4 separate regions of the Homo sapiens genome follow, and all the other regions are linked to region 1. A link is a contact called in ENCODE Hi-C or POLR2A ChIA-PET data. All regions are on one chromosome and are shown on one strand. Each heading gives the region's core, a stretch centred on a gene start or an enhancer-like site at or near the end of the contact. The rest is flanking DNA. Distances are from core to core; before and after follow the strand shown.

Region 1 (3,660 bases), core at 350-2,849:
CTAACAGCATGATTATATAATTGGGAAGAGTTGTTCCTAAGAGAGAACATGAGTTCCAGAGATGTATAAGAACTATCTATATGTGTAATCTGTACTGCCAGTTAGCCCCAGAAATGCCCTGGACACAAAATCTGTCCAAGCTGCAAACAAAATTTGCCATCTCTAGCACATCATTCTGATTCAGGTGGTCTTTACTACAGGACTTTTTTCGTGTAACCCTTAGCAAGTTGTTTGAGGCTAAGAAGGGAAGACCTGAGTCTGAAGCAAATAAAAGTTATACACAACTTTTACTGACATTTTTGAACACGGATAGTATTAAACCAAGGGTCACTGTGCCAGGAGGGGAAAAATTAAGTACTGTAATTATATATATTGAATTATATATAGAGAGCTATCCCCAGGATAAAGGAATCACTGTTTACTCTGGTAATGATCTGGAGGTTTAAAAACACACACACACACAAATAAAAAAAAAAAACAAACACTCAAGTTGACTGGGCCAGAAATCTTATTTGCTCTTCCTTCTCCCCAACAGTTTTTTATTTCGAGTTAGTTCTATCTAAGGAATTTACACCCTTGATCACTTAAGTCACCCTAAAGTGGAGTATGTAATCAATATTGGTTATTTTCTCATTGGAGTCTTTTTTGACATTTTAAAGAAATGCTATTTAAAACAGACAATATGGACAGATTCTGATGGAATTATTCTTGTTCACGTACTCCTTTCGTTTGGACAGAGGTATCTGCCGGTACTGAGATGTAAGTGATCAGCTGAAGGGAGAAACTGTACACCATGTGACGGACAAATTACCTGCCTCAAGAAAGCACTTACGACCATTCTGCAGCCACTCAGTGACCTTGGCTAGAAACCAATGGCTGTGCGGCGTGAGGTAAGATGAAAGGAAATACCCTAGGGATCCAGGACTTCTGCATTTGGTGAAACGTCCGCTTCCACTACAAGGCTTTGGGATGCCTAGTCTGTAGACTGGAGGAGCATTAATACTGACTCACGCAGAAAAGATATAGCTACATATTGGACTGGGGGAAGGGGTGGCAAAACCCTCTGCAAATAGGAAGTGCCACAAGAGCACCGAGATAAGGATGAGGCCCTGCGTGAGCGCAGCCTTCGGGTTTTCCTTGGGCCGATCAGCACCGACTCCCCCGCTCTCGGCGAGGCGCCTCCAGCTCCCGGGAATGAGAAATGTGCCCGCCGCAGCAGGGGCCCACAGGAATGAAGGGCCCCGGCGCTGCGTAGGCCCAACAGTTCCCCGCGCTCTCGCCCCCGGCCCAGCCCCGCCTTTCTTCCCCCGCCTCGGCAGAATGGACTCACCAGGGGGCGAAGAACTCGACGAGCATGAGGCCCGCAGAGCCCGTGTCGGAGATGCGACTCTCGAAGTTGTCGTCCGTGAGTTCTAGCACGTCGGAGGCAGCGGCGAGGCGGGCCGCGGCAAGAAGCAGCGCCACACCCGGGAACAGCGCTAGGCGGCGGAGGCGCATGGCGGCGAGGTGGGGTGGGGACGGCCGGAAGGGTCGCGGCTCGGCTGGGACTGCGGAGGTCGGGCGCGCGACCACTAACCCGCTGCTTGCGCTCGCGCGTCTGGCCCAGGCGGACCTGCAGCCGGAGGTCCCAACCCCCAAACCCGGCTTGGGCCGCTGTGTGGCAGCCGCTGATTGGCTGCGCGTCGCCTTCGTCGGGCGGGCGGGACCAACTCGTTACCGCCGAGTGGCCGGAGCGCGGGGCGGGGCCGAGGCGGCGAGTGTCTGGGCGAGCGTGGCTGGGCCCGGTCCTGGGCTGGGGGCAGGGGCTAGGGCCGGGTCCCGGGGTGAGCCGAAACCTGGGGGTCGGGCGGGGCGGGAAATGGGGCGCAGTGAGGCTGGGAGCCGGCCCTGAGCTCGTCCTGCGTAGGGGTAGCCGGGCTCAGGGGGCGCCTGAGCTGGAGGTGGAAGCGTGAAGTCAGGACTGAGTGGGCGAAGAGAACCTGGGCTGAGGTGAGGCCCAGAAGCGAGAATGGAGGAGAGAAGGAGCTAGCCCCCGAAGGAGTGTTGGAGTGGACACACTTGGGACGGGACCCATTTTCAAAATGTCAGGCTTTGGCATTTTGTCCAATTTCTCTTCACTTGGTTTCTCTTGCGTGGGCAGGCCAAGCCCTCCCCCAACTCCACCTCATTGCCCGATTCTCTCAGGCCCAGGTGGGACCCAGGTTCTTCTTTGTCCAGCCCCGGGCCCCTGCCCTTGTGGCTGCTCCTTTTTTATTGAGTTTCTTGTTTTGTTTTGTTTTGTTTTGTCTGAGATGCCGTCTTGCTCTGTCCCCCACGCTGGAGTGCAGTGGCGCGATCTCCGCTCACTGCAAGCTCTGCCTCCCGGGTTCACGCCATTCTCCTGCCTCAGCTTCCCGAGTAGCTGGGCCTACAGGCGCCCGCCACCACGCCCGGCTAATTTTTTGTATTTTTAGTAGAGACCGGGTTTCACCGTGTTAGCCAGGATGGTCTCTATCTCCTGACCTCGTGATCCGCTCGCCTCGGCATTCCAAAGTGCTGGAATTACAGGCGTGAGCCACCACGCCCGGACTTTTTTTTTTTTTTTTTTTTTTTTTAATGAGCTTTTAATTGGTAGTGCCGTCACAAAGTGAAGATGCCTGGCCACTTGGTCGACTGCTCAATGTCTTTACCACTCTTAGCCCCTTTTGTTTCAAAAAACCCTGAGTCTTAGTAGAATGTTTGTTCTGCCCAACTGCTCCTAGTTCGTAGATGTGGGTACATTAAGGAATCTTAAGGGCAAAGAGGGTGGGGAGGAGGGGACAGAAAACCTGTAATCCTTGGTGCAGCTCCAAGAATGAAATGACACTTGATGCTTACATTTTCTTAGCAGACATGGCCGCTTACCAACAAGAAGGGCAGATGCAGCTTCCCCGAGCTGATGCCATTCGTTCACGTCTCATCGATACTTTCTCTCTCATCGAGCATTTGCAAGGCTTGAGCCAAGCTGTGCTGCGACACACTATCAGGAGTTACTTGGTCAGCAGCCTATTTCTTCACTAATTTAAATTTAAGACTCCTATCCACATCCTCTACATTTAAGAGTGGAAAATTCTGGGGAGGCCGGTTTAGTTGCTGGTTTACCAAACTTGATAAATCAAGGGCTTGTAAATAAAACTAAGGAGATAGAATCCACGTCTTTCACTTTTAGGCCTAGGATAGCCACTAGCCGTGGATGATACGGAACAGTTTCTGTCAAAGACTCTTAAAACTTTGAGAGTGAACCTGCTGCTTTTGTGGGCATGGACAGTGTTGGTCATAAGCAATACATTTGCTCTCACTCCAAACAGAATTCTTAGTTGCTGTGAGAAGAGAAGGACCAGCAGTAAGCCATTAGGGGGACCCATTATCTGAACAGTATCCCTGCCCCCAACCCTACCTGGTCTATTTTGTTTGTATTTATCCACTACCCCTTTTCAATTTTTGTTGTAGATCCTTCCCGCCAGAAGAAACTTATGTTGGGAGATCAACACCAGCTAGTGGGCGTCTCTATAAAGCCTCAACGTATAGAACAGATTTCACATGCCCAGAGGCTGTTGAGCAGGCTTCATGTGCGCTGCAGTCAGAGGCCACCTCTTTCTTTGTGGGCCGGATGGGTCCTTGAGTGTATCCTTTCATGTCACT
Region 2 (3,660 bases), core at 575-3,074, 680 kb before region 1:
TTTATTAAAAACATTAACGCTATTAACTACCCAAAAAGGTCATTAAAATACAGACAAAACCTACACACTAGACCAATGATTTAAGATCCCTTTAAGTTGCATATTTGGCTCCATTTTTTAAATAAACTGACTCGGCAAGTAGTTAACGTGCCTGTACCTCCACTATTCTATTCGCCTTAGGAAAGTATGAAGCTCAACTTAATCCTAAAAAACTCCTTCACATAAGAGCTACCTTTTGCCTTGACTTTCTTTATGACCTTGGGCAAAGTCTACCAAATGAGGATTATAATAATGTTTGTGTGTTCCTGTTTATTATTGAAAATTAACCATAACATCGTGCAAACAATAGTGAAATTCTCTAAACTGGACCTATCCAGAACTGAAAACCTGAGTTATAAATATCAACTGATATTCAATGTGAACAGTTTTTAAAATTTTAATTTGATTAGTGAAAACAAAAAAACCTACAAAGATCCCAAATTCAACATGATTAATAAATTCCGAAAACACCAACAGCCTCCTTATTACTTCTCTTTATGAACAATTGGTCTGCAATGTAATTTAAAAAAAAGGAAAGAAAAAGTAAAGAAATATAGTAAAACTAGCTTTAACACGCCATTTCCCTTTTCTAAGAATAAAAAATGGACCAGGAACGAAAATTTAAAACTGGGCGAAGAATGGGGAGACAAAGCAATCTACAATTTGAAAATTACACAGATAAATCCATCATTTCAAGTCACTAATTTGTATACCCACTGAAGAAATTCATCTTGGTACTGCGTTACCAGCATTAGGAAGATAAATCCCTGCCTCGGAGGAACATCTACTGAGTACGTTTCATTTCAGGATCTCAGGTAAGTTTACGAGCTCTTAGATCTCTTTAGGTTTCCCTAAGGTACGCTGAAGTGTTTAACATCATTCACACATCCAGCCACCACTAGGGTGAGAAGTAAATAAACAAGATTTACTTATGCAATTATTTACCACAGAACTCTGGTCAAGAATGCAAAAGTAAACACCCATACAGACATTTAAAATCCAAAGAAAGCAGAGAATATTAAGGATAATAAGGTTCACTCTTTAACTGACCACTGTGGAAACCAGACGCCTTCCACATGGACTGTTCTTTACTACCACTCCCGATTTGAAAAAGTAACAATGTCAACTCGAGATTTTAACAGTACAAAAGATAAACAGAACTTAGTCAAATCCCTTCTTCCAGATTCTGAAAAGGTGTTTATAAGAACTGAGATAAGAGCAACGCCCCCCTAAAAGCACCCTACTCCAAAGAATGAAATGCTGAAAACATGAGGTGGGCCAAAAAGGTTAAAAAAAGCTAAACTTCTAACTTAATTACCCAGAGGTTGGGGACTAGGAACTTGAGATCGGAGTGGGGGTGGGTAGCAAAGTGAAATCTAACCCCAGAAATCACAACGCAGGCCGCAACCTAAGAGGTGAAGCTGGCGGGAAGTGAGCTCCCTTTCTGTTCCCAGGGGAAAGTCCAGACAGGAGCGGCTCCGCACAGTGGACGTACGAGGCGCCAAAGAGTGCATGCCTACCAAGGCGCCAGAGCCGCTGGAGGACCAGGTTTAGAAGGGGAGGAGATCCCGGCAGACGGCCCTGGAAGAGGAGGAGGACTGAGATTGGAAGCAGCGGCGGCGTCTGGACGAAGGGGATTACCTAACTGTGACGACAGAGAAGTGTCCTCAGGCTCCGGCGATGGTCCCGACTGCGCAATGTGTGGTGTCTTTCCCGCTTACCCCGCAGCAGCAACAGAACCAGCTCCTTCAGCCAGTCGCCATTTCCCGCCTACCGACCTGCTGCACCGCACGGACAGGGACCCGGATGGAAAGCGGCCTCTCCGCGCAGGCGCCCTGACTTCCTCCTCCCCCTCCCGCCACAATTCCGCGAGGTGGGAGGGAAGGAATGCGGGCAGCCACAACGGCAACAACAACCAAAAAAACACTTTTACTTCCGTGAAGAGCGTTGAAGTTCCTTACGCCGGAAGAAACTCTCTAGTCTGAATCCTGGAGAAAAACTGAACACAAGGCCTTAGTACTGGGTCGATTAAGAAAGGACAAAACCTATCAGGATGAGCAAGGGCCTGGGGGATATTTGTACATTAGGGGCCTCCGTAGCCGGCTGTGTAGTGGTCGCAGGGGGAGTAGGGAGTAAAGCGTTAGGAGTGGAGAGGCGGGGACCCGAAGGACGGTTTTTCCTCCCGCTCCTAACGGAACTGCTTGGGCAGAGCTGGGAGGGGGAGCGCGCCCTTGCCCCGGAGGCGGGGCTTAGGAACGCGTAGTGCACCCTGGCGGCTAGGGTTTAGTAACTGTGGGCGCGCTGGGTAGGTGGAGCTGAGGGGATAAGGCGGGACTAACGGCTTGGCGCGCTGGAGGAGGTAGTTCGTAGGGAGAGCTGCCTGAGGCCGGGAGAAAGCGAATCTGGCGCCTTTCCTGGGATTTCGGTGGCCCTTGAAGGTTCCCTTTCCAGCTCATTGCCTAGAGGGCGTAGCAGTCGCTTTTGGATCATAAATATTCATGCCCTTCGACTCAACCCTATGTTGGCGGTGATTCTGCAGGTTGAAAACTCGGATCTTTCAGGCCAGTGGGCTCCCACCTGCGACCCTAGGTCAAAGGACGGTCAGCTCCACAGAGTGAAAATGTATCAGTCCAGAGAATCCAGTTCTAGTGGGGTATCGGAAAACCAAGCCTAGTGTTTGGAAGAACATTTTTCACTGAAACTCCAAGCCACTCTCCTTATTCAATCAAGAAATATTTATTGAAAAAATAACTAGGTGCGACGGGTAAAACAGTGAGCCAGGCAGACACGGATACTGCCTTCCCCAAAGGTAATGATTTTTTTTTTTTTTCGAGACGGAGTCTTCACTCTGTCGCCCAGGATGGAGTGCAGTGGCGCGATCTCGGCTCAAACCTCCACCTCCCGGGTTCAAGCGATTCTTCTGCCTCAGCCCCCCGAGAAGCTGGGATTACAGGCGCGCGCCACCACGACCGGCTAATTTTTGTATTTTTAGTAGAGACGGGGTTTCACCACGTTGGTCAGGCTGGTCTCGTACTCCTGACCTCGTGATCCGCCCGCTTCGGCCTCCCAAAGTGCTGGTATTACAGGCGTGAGCCACCGCGCCCGGCCAAAGATCATAATCTATTGAAGAAGACACCCAAGTAAACAGAATTTAAAAACTGATAAAGCGAATACAAGGATGGCATGATAGGCGTTGTAAAACACATGAGAGTGCCGGCGAGGGGGTCTGGGAAGGTTTCGTAAGATAACATCTGAGACAAAAAGGAGGAGTGTGTGTTGCAGGGGAAGAGTGTCTGGGTAAAGGAAACAACAGACGGAAAAGTCCAAAGATGAGACTGTGTTGAGCCATTGGAGAAGTAGTTCTGTGCGCTAAGAAAAGAGGATGGGAGGGCAGGGGGAAGATGGCAAGAGAGGCTGAGAAGTAAGCAGAAATAACATACCGTTGTGAATCTCATTATTTCGAAGTATGGAGCAGGTGGGTTGTCTTCTGAAAACCTTGTATACTACAGATTCTTCTGTCAGAGTTCATTTGCACCCTAAATCTTCCTAGTGCAAAAATGCTCTGAATGCGACATTTATTGGGAGCTGGTGGTATACACAGCACAGAACTATTAATAGTAA
Region 3 (3,660 bases), core at 453-2,952, 640 kb after region 1:
TTCTTTTTTTTTTTTTTTGAGACAGAGTTTTGCTCTTGTAGCCCAGGCTGGAGTGCCAGTGGCATGATCTTGGCTCACTGCAAACTCTACCTCCTGGGTTCAAGCAATTTTCCTGCCTCAGCCTCCTGAGTAGCTGGGATTACAGGCACCTGCCACCACACCCAGCTAATTTTTGTATCTTTAATAGACATGGGGTTTCACTGTGTTGTCCAGGCTGGTCTCGAACTCCTGACCTCAGGTGATCCACTCACCTTGGCCTCCCAAAGTGCTGGGATTACAGGCGTGAGCCACTGCCCCGACCTATTTCTGAACGTTCTAGTCTATTTCATTTATCTAGGAATGAAAGAAGAAAAAGAGAAGAGCGTGGGGTAGCATAAGAGAACTACAGAAGTAAAAGCATAGAGACAGGAAGGGACAAGGTAACTTTTAGGGCAATTTTTATCAAAATGTGGGACAATACCTATTGTGGGTTATAGTATCACTTTAATAACTACAACCAGTATTTTGGCTTAAATGCATAAACATATTGCAATTGAATAGAAAATATGACATATTGGAAGTATTGTTTCAGAAAATTTAAGTTTCAGTATATATATACATATTCTATATATACCCATTTAATTTTGTATAGGTGTACCGTGATAAGATGTAAAATGTATTTATTGTGGTTGTTGGGCAAAAAAGGCTGGAAAAACAGTATTTTAGCACCCAGGAAGTAGTTCATTTGAGCAGAAACATTGTTTAGGCAGGAAAGTTCTATAAATCAAGGTGGACCACAGCATTTGGAAAGCCTCCTCTACTTTTCACATTGTTTGGAGCTTTATTTTCTTCCCTTTGTTAAAAATATACTTTAAAATTATTTGTTTTGTAAAAAATTTAAAATACAAATGAAGGTAAAGTAGCTCTTGACCACCTTCTTCCTCCAATCCGAATCCTGGCCCTCAGAGTTACTACTTTGCCCTTTCCCCTTTCAGACTTACTCCTTCACATTTAAATGCCTATGTGTGCAAATATATAGTTTGCAGCAACTTGGCTTTTTTTTCTCTCAATTTATCTTGATCTTTTCACGCAGATTTATCTTGCTCAAGAGCTGCACAGTATTTCAAAATGCGAATGTACCATAGTATATCTTGTCTTTCCTCTATCGATGAATGACTAGGTTTCCAATTTTTTGTTATTTCCCCCCGTGTCCCCCAATAAAGCTGGATCCCGAGCTTTTTTTGTACACATGTGCAAGTGCCCACGGGGTAGAATCCTAAAAATAGAAGATGTGTGAGTACTTTCTTTTTCATTTTGTAGGCTCTGGGGAACTACTGCAGGGAGGTTGGGATACAAAACATCCCCAGGCCAACAACCGGCCAGCTAGGACAGGTTCTTGCTTTAGCCCCCGACAAGTTTTCTTCCTTTCATAATGGACGCTGACTTTGTTTTTTTTACCTCGTAGATGCAACAGTTCCCAGCACCAAACCCAGATATACAACCATTCAGCTACCAAGAGCTACGCCTGATAAATTAGAGGGGAAAAAAAAAATCTCCAGTCCCTTCACGTCGTGACGCTTGCTTCCGGGAAGCGGGCCGGAAGCCACTCCTCGAGTCTGCGTCAAACCCGACTTCAGGGGCCGTCGTAAAAGTGTCGTCCCTGTCTCTCCGACCGGCCACAGGTTTCCGCTTGCCTCTGGCCGGGGGTCGGCAACTGCAGGCGTCAGTTTCCCTCAAGATGGCGGACGAGGAGGCTGGAGGTACTGAGAGGATGGAAATCAGCGCGGAGTTACCCCAGACCCCTCAGCGTCTGGCATCTGTAAGTCCCTATAGGCAAGTCTCTTTTGTCCTCCCCCCGGTCCCTCCCTACTGCGCTTAGGAGGATGTGGGGCTTCACCCCTTATGGCGGCTCTGGGGAGGGGGAGTTATCTGGATTGATCTGGAAGGAAGCCACCGAATAAAAAGTTAGTCGCAACCCACATTTCTGCCAGCCAAGTCTACGGAATATAATGACTTTGTTATGTATTATTCTTGATGATCTCAAGTGTGCATGTCTCTATTCTGAAGTAGAAAGAACCAGTGATGTTATTAGACGGTTTGATGTGGGGGCCGAGGCGGGGTTGGAGCAAGAGCCATTTTCGTATAGAAGCAGTACTAACCCTTTACTCTTGATGATGGGAACGCAGCACCTGGTATTTTATTGCATAGCCTGCTGGCCGGGACCTGATATTGGTAGGTAGTGCTGCTACTGTCAAGTCATGTCTAGATGTGAGGTGTAGTAATTGTCCTTGCGTATAGCATCTTGGGAACCCCAGGCCTAACCCTCAGTGGAGAAACCCATCATCTGTCGCTACTTTTTAAAGGTGAAGAAAGGACTCCCAAACATTTCAAGCCAGAGCAATACCATTAATTGATGTCGGAATCTATACTTTGCTCTTGCATTTTGAAAGAATGGGAAGGCACAGATAGTGAACAAATTTGAGTCACTAGCTACAGGGAGAAAGCTGCCGAGGAAGATAAGAGTAGGGGGCAATGTTAGGGAATGTTCTGGATGCCCAGGGCATCTAGTGTGGAGATATGTAGAAAATATTCAAATATCTGTCACCGCATGATGTTTTATTAGTTTGTCTTTCTAAATAGCAGCATTTAGAGATTTGGGATATACACATTTTTTCTGAAGTTTCTTTGGCTTGTAGTTTAATAAAAACATTATTTTATTTTATTTATTTTTTGAGGCAGAGTTTTGCTCTTGTTGCCCAGGCTGAAGTGCAGTGGTGTAATCTCGGCTCACTGCAACCTTCCGAGTTCAGGAATTGAACTGCAAATTCCCGAGTTCAGGAATTCTCCTGCCTCAGCCTCTTGAGTAGCTGGGATTACAGGTGCCTGCCACCATGCTTGCCTAATTTTTTTTATTTTTATTTTTATTAGAGACGGGGTTTCACCATGTTGGCCAGGCTGATCTCGAACTCCTGACCTCAGGTGATCCACCTGCCTCGGCATCCCAAAGTGCTGGGATTACAGATTAAAAGCATTCTTGAAGGTTTTTTGTTTTTTTTTTTAACCCTGCATACAATTGAACATTGTTTTATGCGAGAACAGAGGGAACTACAGAGGGAGCTACGGCATGAGTCAACTCCAGGGACTGAAGAGACTGTCTAGGAGGTAGGAACAAGGTAGGGAGGGAGTTGGAAAAAGGATTTGGCCACTGACTATGTCAGTGCTTGCCGTTTTCCTCCACCCCAAATAGCAGTTCAAATTCACTTCACTACTGTTCCTGAAGGAGGAAGCATCTTATTTGAGATGATAAGGAATGAGGAGGTAGGACAAATTTAAAAGCAACTGAAACATTTTAATGGTAGTTTGTGAGTTTTGCTTGTTAGAAGGAGTGGGGAAACTGCTGTGGTCAGAAGAATTGTTATAGTTTTGTATCTGAAGACTAATATTTATTTAAAGCTTTGATACATTAATTTTTTCCAGATAATACAATAAAACCCCATCATTCTGGACGTCACTAATTTGGAATTGGAGATAATGATACAGGAATTGAGCTAGAATTTATGTGGCAACTCTTTACCTCAGGAAATATTATTAGATTTTGTTGGGCAGGGCTTTGGGTTTTGCAAAGTAGTAGGTAGATTGTGTAATATAGCCTCAAGGAACTCACAGTCTGGTGACACAGGT
Region 4 (3,660 bases), core at 680-3,179, 540 kb before region 1:
CTTTCATGGATTTCTACCTACTCTGCCCGAGAGTTTTTCAGTCTTTAGAGTTAAGCATGCAGCGCACATATAAATGTACTGATTCCTTGACCCTATCATAGCATGTCTATGTTATGGTGAAGAGGAGGGGGTTATAGGGAAGCACTTAGCTGAGGGCCTTAATCTTCATGAAATAAGAAAGCCAGGTAGAGGCTGTCAACAGGAAAGTTAGAAGCTCACAGACAGTTTAATTCATAATGACTTACCCTTAAGTGATTTTGATATGCAAAGTAAAACTTGTAATTATAATGGGCATTTACACACAAAAATGTGAAGATTACCAAAGAAGTGTATAGAAAGGCATCTACTATCCTGCCCAGAAATTTTCATAACTCTACTATACCTACAGAAGTTGCTAAGTCATAAACTATTAATATAGTTACCAATGAGCTAATGAAAACAAGGATTATTTAGTAGCAAGTATGATTACAGTTCAATTTTAAACTTTTTATATTTAAAACTTTGTATAGTTTTCCATCTGCATAAAACACCAACCCTAATAGCAACTTAGCTATACAAAATTTCATTCTATTTTCTTTCAATGAAGACACTGACATGACATTCCACTGCTTAAAATTTATTTTCAGATTCTAATCTTTTGGCTGATTTCATTAACAATTCAAATTGAGTAGATAATGATGGATCAACTATGTCCAAGACACAAGTGTGTCTCACATATAGCTCGAGGGCCCATCTATCATAACATTTTGATCACAAAAAGGCAGTCATAGCTGATTATTTAGTTATTCAATACATCACCCTATAGAGATTTTAAAAGTCACACAGCTTAAAAAATATATGATGACTACCATAAGTAGAGGAGTCAGAGGCGGCTTCGTTCTTTAAATAACGAAATTAATATTGATCAGTGTGCACGGAATAAAAATGAGACAATAACCACACCAAACCTGGCAGTCGCCAGATTTGTGTGTCTTTGAAGGTAAGGGGGCCACACAGGCCAGATGATTACTACTGCCAACTCACCAGCTGAGCTTAGAGAATAGGCAGCATCTGCACACAGTCCACTCTTGAGAACCAGAATTTACAGTCATTTTTTTCTGGCAGGGACCAGAGAACGTGGCACTGATAAACTGGGAAAAGTCTGACAGAAACAGGGTTGTTGGGGGTGAAAGGAGCCTTCAGGACTGAAATACTGGAAGGCATAAGACAACAGCTAGCGGATTAACATCCCGCCCCAGACCCCGGGGAGAAAAGAAACCATGGGGTTTGAAGAGAAAAGGGTCGTCCTTACCTTGTCATCCTCGCATCTCTTCCCGAGGCCCTCTCTGGCCTGCAGCCGGCTGCTGAGGCGGCCGTAGTCGGCCTCCTTCTGGTCGATCTGTTTCTTGTGCGTGTCCACCAACAGCAAGAGGTCCGAATTGCGCTTTTCCAGCCGCCCGCGGGCCACTTCGGTGCGCTGGACCTGGCCCTGCAGCTCGGCCACCTCCTCCTGAAGCAGGACGTGGCGGGAGGAGATGCTCCAGTAGTTGAAGGCGAGGACGACGATCACCACCAGCAGCACCACCAGCACGAGAGAGGGCAGGCGGCCAGCCCGCCGGTTGGCCCCGAAACCCACCATGGGGCCAAATCGGGCTGTACCCTAGGGGCCTCGCCGCAGACACCTGCAGGCAGAAGCCCAGGCCTCGGCTGGAGTTGCCCGGCGGACACGGCCCCAGGGCCGGCCGAGGGAGGAGGCGGGCTTACCGGTCGGCTGCGAGCCGGAGAAGGGGGCGGGGCCGCAAGCCGCAGGTCCCTCCCCGCCCCCCTCCTCAAATCAGGCCAAAACGCGTTCCGGAGGCTTTGAACCCGACCCTGCACCTGCCCAAGGGAACCGGGAGAACCCAGCTGCCAGCGTCCCCCAAACCCAACACCTCACGGTTGGGAGGCGGGGAAAAAAACCGGAAAGGGGCGGATGTACCCTGGCCCCACCCACTAGCTGGGGCCGGGTCGTCTAGGGGACCATTTCCGAGTTTCCGTCGACACCCCTCTTGTCGCGAGAACGTTGCTTCCTCTCGTCTCTCTCTCTCTCTCTCTCTCTCTCTCTCTCTCTCTCTCTCTCTCTCTCTCTCTCTCGCTCTCTCGCTCTCTCGCTCTCTCGCTCTCTCGCTCTCTCTCGCTCGCTCTCTTTCTCTCTCTCTCTCTCTCTCTCTCTCTCTCTCTCTCTCTCTCTCTCGCTCTCTCTCTCTCTCGCTCGCTCGCTCTCTTTCTCTCTCCCCGCCCAGAGTTTTCTCTGTCGCGTAGGGTGTTGTGTTAATTTTGGCGGTCTCAGATGTCTCAGGTACCTGGGTCGGAGTCCTTTCTGTTGTTATCTACTGGATTCCCTTGATTCAAGGCCTAGGGAGTTCCTGCCCTACACTGGCCCTCGCGAAAATATTTGTCTTTGAGGACGTCTGGGGCTGCGACCGCGGAATAGAAAAAAATAGTAGGTGAGCTGCTGCCAAAAAGGAGCGACTAGAAAGGTTTTGTACTTGCTTCTGTAGAAGGGGAATTTCTCTTTTGTGCTAATGATGTGGAAAGAAAAAACAAAAAGACTGTAAAATAGCGATGCCCTAAACATAATGGAGAAAAGCGGGAGAAACCAAGCTTTAGGACTGAAAGGGGTGGTGCCAGTCTCGTTTCCTAGGTTACTGCTTTCACGAACCGAAAGAATTTCAGAATGTGGCGAGCTCCAATTTTTAAACGCACTGCTGCTTTTGCCTCAGCTGGGCTTCCAAACAGAAAGTCCAGAAGCTGCCCTCGATGAATCGTAACTAATGCACTGTTACTGCCAGCGAACACATTCCGGGTTAGAAATAATAGCTCTAACAAATTGTTTTGCGCGCCTAGTCTCATATTATCTTCTCAACAACGCAATTTTACAGATGAAGAATCCAAGACACATAGATGTTTGGGAACTTTCTCTTATCTGGTTTTAAATAGGCTTGAATCCAGATCATTGAACTCTAAACACCAGTGCTGTCTGCATATAGCAGATTGTTTATATGTTAAGTGTGAATTTCAGTAGTGCAAAAAAAAAAACAAAACCTGCCTCTTTTTTTTTTTTGCATAATTATTTTGTCCGTGCATAGAGAAATAAAAAGGTACTGGCTCTAACCTGTTTAAGGAGAGGATGGGGTTGCCTTATTTTTCAGACCTCAGGTTGAAGAACTTCCATGAGTATAAAACCTCAAGAAGGAAAAACCTTGGTATTTTTTATTCGAATCAGAGTGATATGATTTTGAGGCAGGAAGACTTGTCATCTTAATTATTCTGTGCTTCCTATCCTCAAAAATTATTTCCCTAAGTCCCGTAGTAGCGTAGAATTATTGCATCTTCAAAGAACAATGATTACTCTCTCAGATGCAGTACAGAAAACCACCACCAAAATTATTAATACTTGGTTCACATCAGAAGTGAGCTCTGGCTTCATAAGATCTAACAAATCCTCTCCACTCTCAGATGACAAGCCGACTTTGGCAAAAGGAAGCAAAGCAAAAATGAGAAATCATTAACTATAAAGAGCCTTTCCATCTCTGCTTTCCTCAACTCATATTGGCCTTGCTCTGCTCAACCAGCAATCGAAAATTATTCTAGGCCGGGCGCGGTGGCTCACCCCTGTAGCCTCAGCTACTCGGGAGGCTG

Evidence for each region. A loop is a pair of places that touch in the nucleus more often than their neighbours do. ChIA-PET counts read pairs that join two places held with the same protein, here RNA polymerase II (POLR2A). Pooled maps may share reads with other maps.
Region 2: a loop to region 1 is called in a map of naive thymus-derived CD4-positive, alpha-beta T cell, with 18 times the contacts of the local background. The contact joins the promoter of CTDSPL2 here to the promoter of PDIA3 in region 1. A Hi-C loop is called at or near these places in 1 of 168 maps with a recorded cell type or tissue (naive thymus-derived CD4-positive, alpha-beta T cell), 1 of 37 single-sample maps with no recorded cell type and 11 of 50 pooled maps. POLR2A ChIA-PET finds 5 or more read pairs at or near these places in 4 of 52 experiments (PC-9, Panc1, T-cell and 1 more).
Region 3: a pooled map shows a loop between it and region 1 (6-fold over the local background). The contact joins the promoter of UBR1 here to the promoter of PDIA3 in region 1. A Hi-C loop is called at or near these places in 2 of 37 single-sample maps with no recorded cell type and 7 of 50 pooled maps. POLR2A ChIA-PET finds 5 or more read pairs at or near these places in 3 of 52 experiments (AG04450, B cell and activated CD4-positive, alpha-beta T cell).
Region 4: a loop to region 1 is called in a map of naive thymus-derived CD4-positive, alpha-beta T cell, with 32 times the contacts of the local background. The contact joins the promoter of GOLM2 here to the promoter of PDIA3 in region 1. A Hi-C loop is called at or near these places in 1 of 168 maps with a recorded cell type or tissue (naive thymus-derived CD4-positive, alpha-beta T cell), 2 of 37 single-sample maps with no recorded cell type and 11 of 50 pooled maps. POLR2A ChIA-PET finds 5 or more read pairs at or near these places in 2 of 52 experiments (WTC11 and activated B cell).

The regions. Positions count from the first base shown.
Region 1 is chr15:43,744,377-43,748,036 of GRCh38, reverse strand. PDIA3 (protein disulfide isomerase family A member 3) reads right to left here and starts at 1,599. Exons shown (of 13, transcript NM_005313.5): 1 at 1,331-1,599. The coding sequence starts at 1,497. It also overlaps the pseudogene CATSPER2P1. RefSeq lists enhancers at 974-1,023, 1,034-1,083 and a silencer at 1,584-1,883.
Region 2 is chr15:44,425,793-44,429,452 of GRCh38, reverse strand. CTDSPL2 (CTD small phosphatase like 2) reads right to left here and starts at 1,824. Exons shown (of 13, transcript NM_016396.3): 1 at 1,681-1,824. It overlaps LOC124903479 (a long non-coding RNA gene), which reads right to left. Exons shown (of 3, transcript XR_007064605.1): 2 at 3,480-3,660; 3 at 3,136-3,159. RefSeq lists enhancers at 1,100-1,706, 1,771-2,150, 1,707-2,314, 2,431-2,660, 2,315-2,922.
Region 3 is chr15:43,104,080-43,107,739 of GRCh38, reverse strand. UBR1 (ubiquitin protein ligase E3 component n-recognin 1) reads left to right here and starts at 1,702. Exons shown (of 47, transcript NM_174916.3): 1 at 1,702-1,798. The coding sequence starts at 1,718. RefSeq lists an enhancer at 1,604-1,883.
Region 4 is chr15:44,286,988-44,290,647 of GRCh38, reverse strand. GOLM2 (golgi membrane protein 2) reads right to left here and starts at 1,929. Exons shown (of 10, transcript NM_138423.4): 1 at 1,292-1,929. The coding sequence starts at 1,618. RefSeq lists a silencer at 1,653-2,012 and enhancers at 1,823-2,117, 2,513-2,582, 1,964-2,870.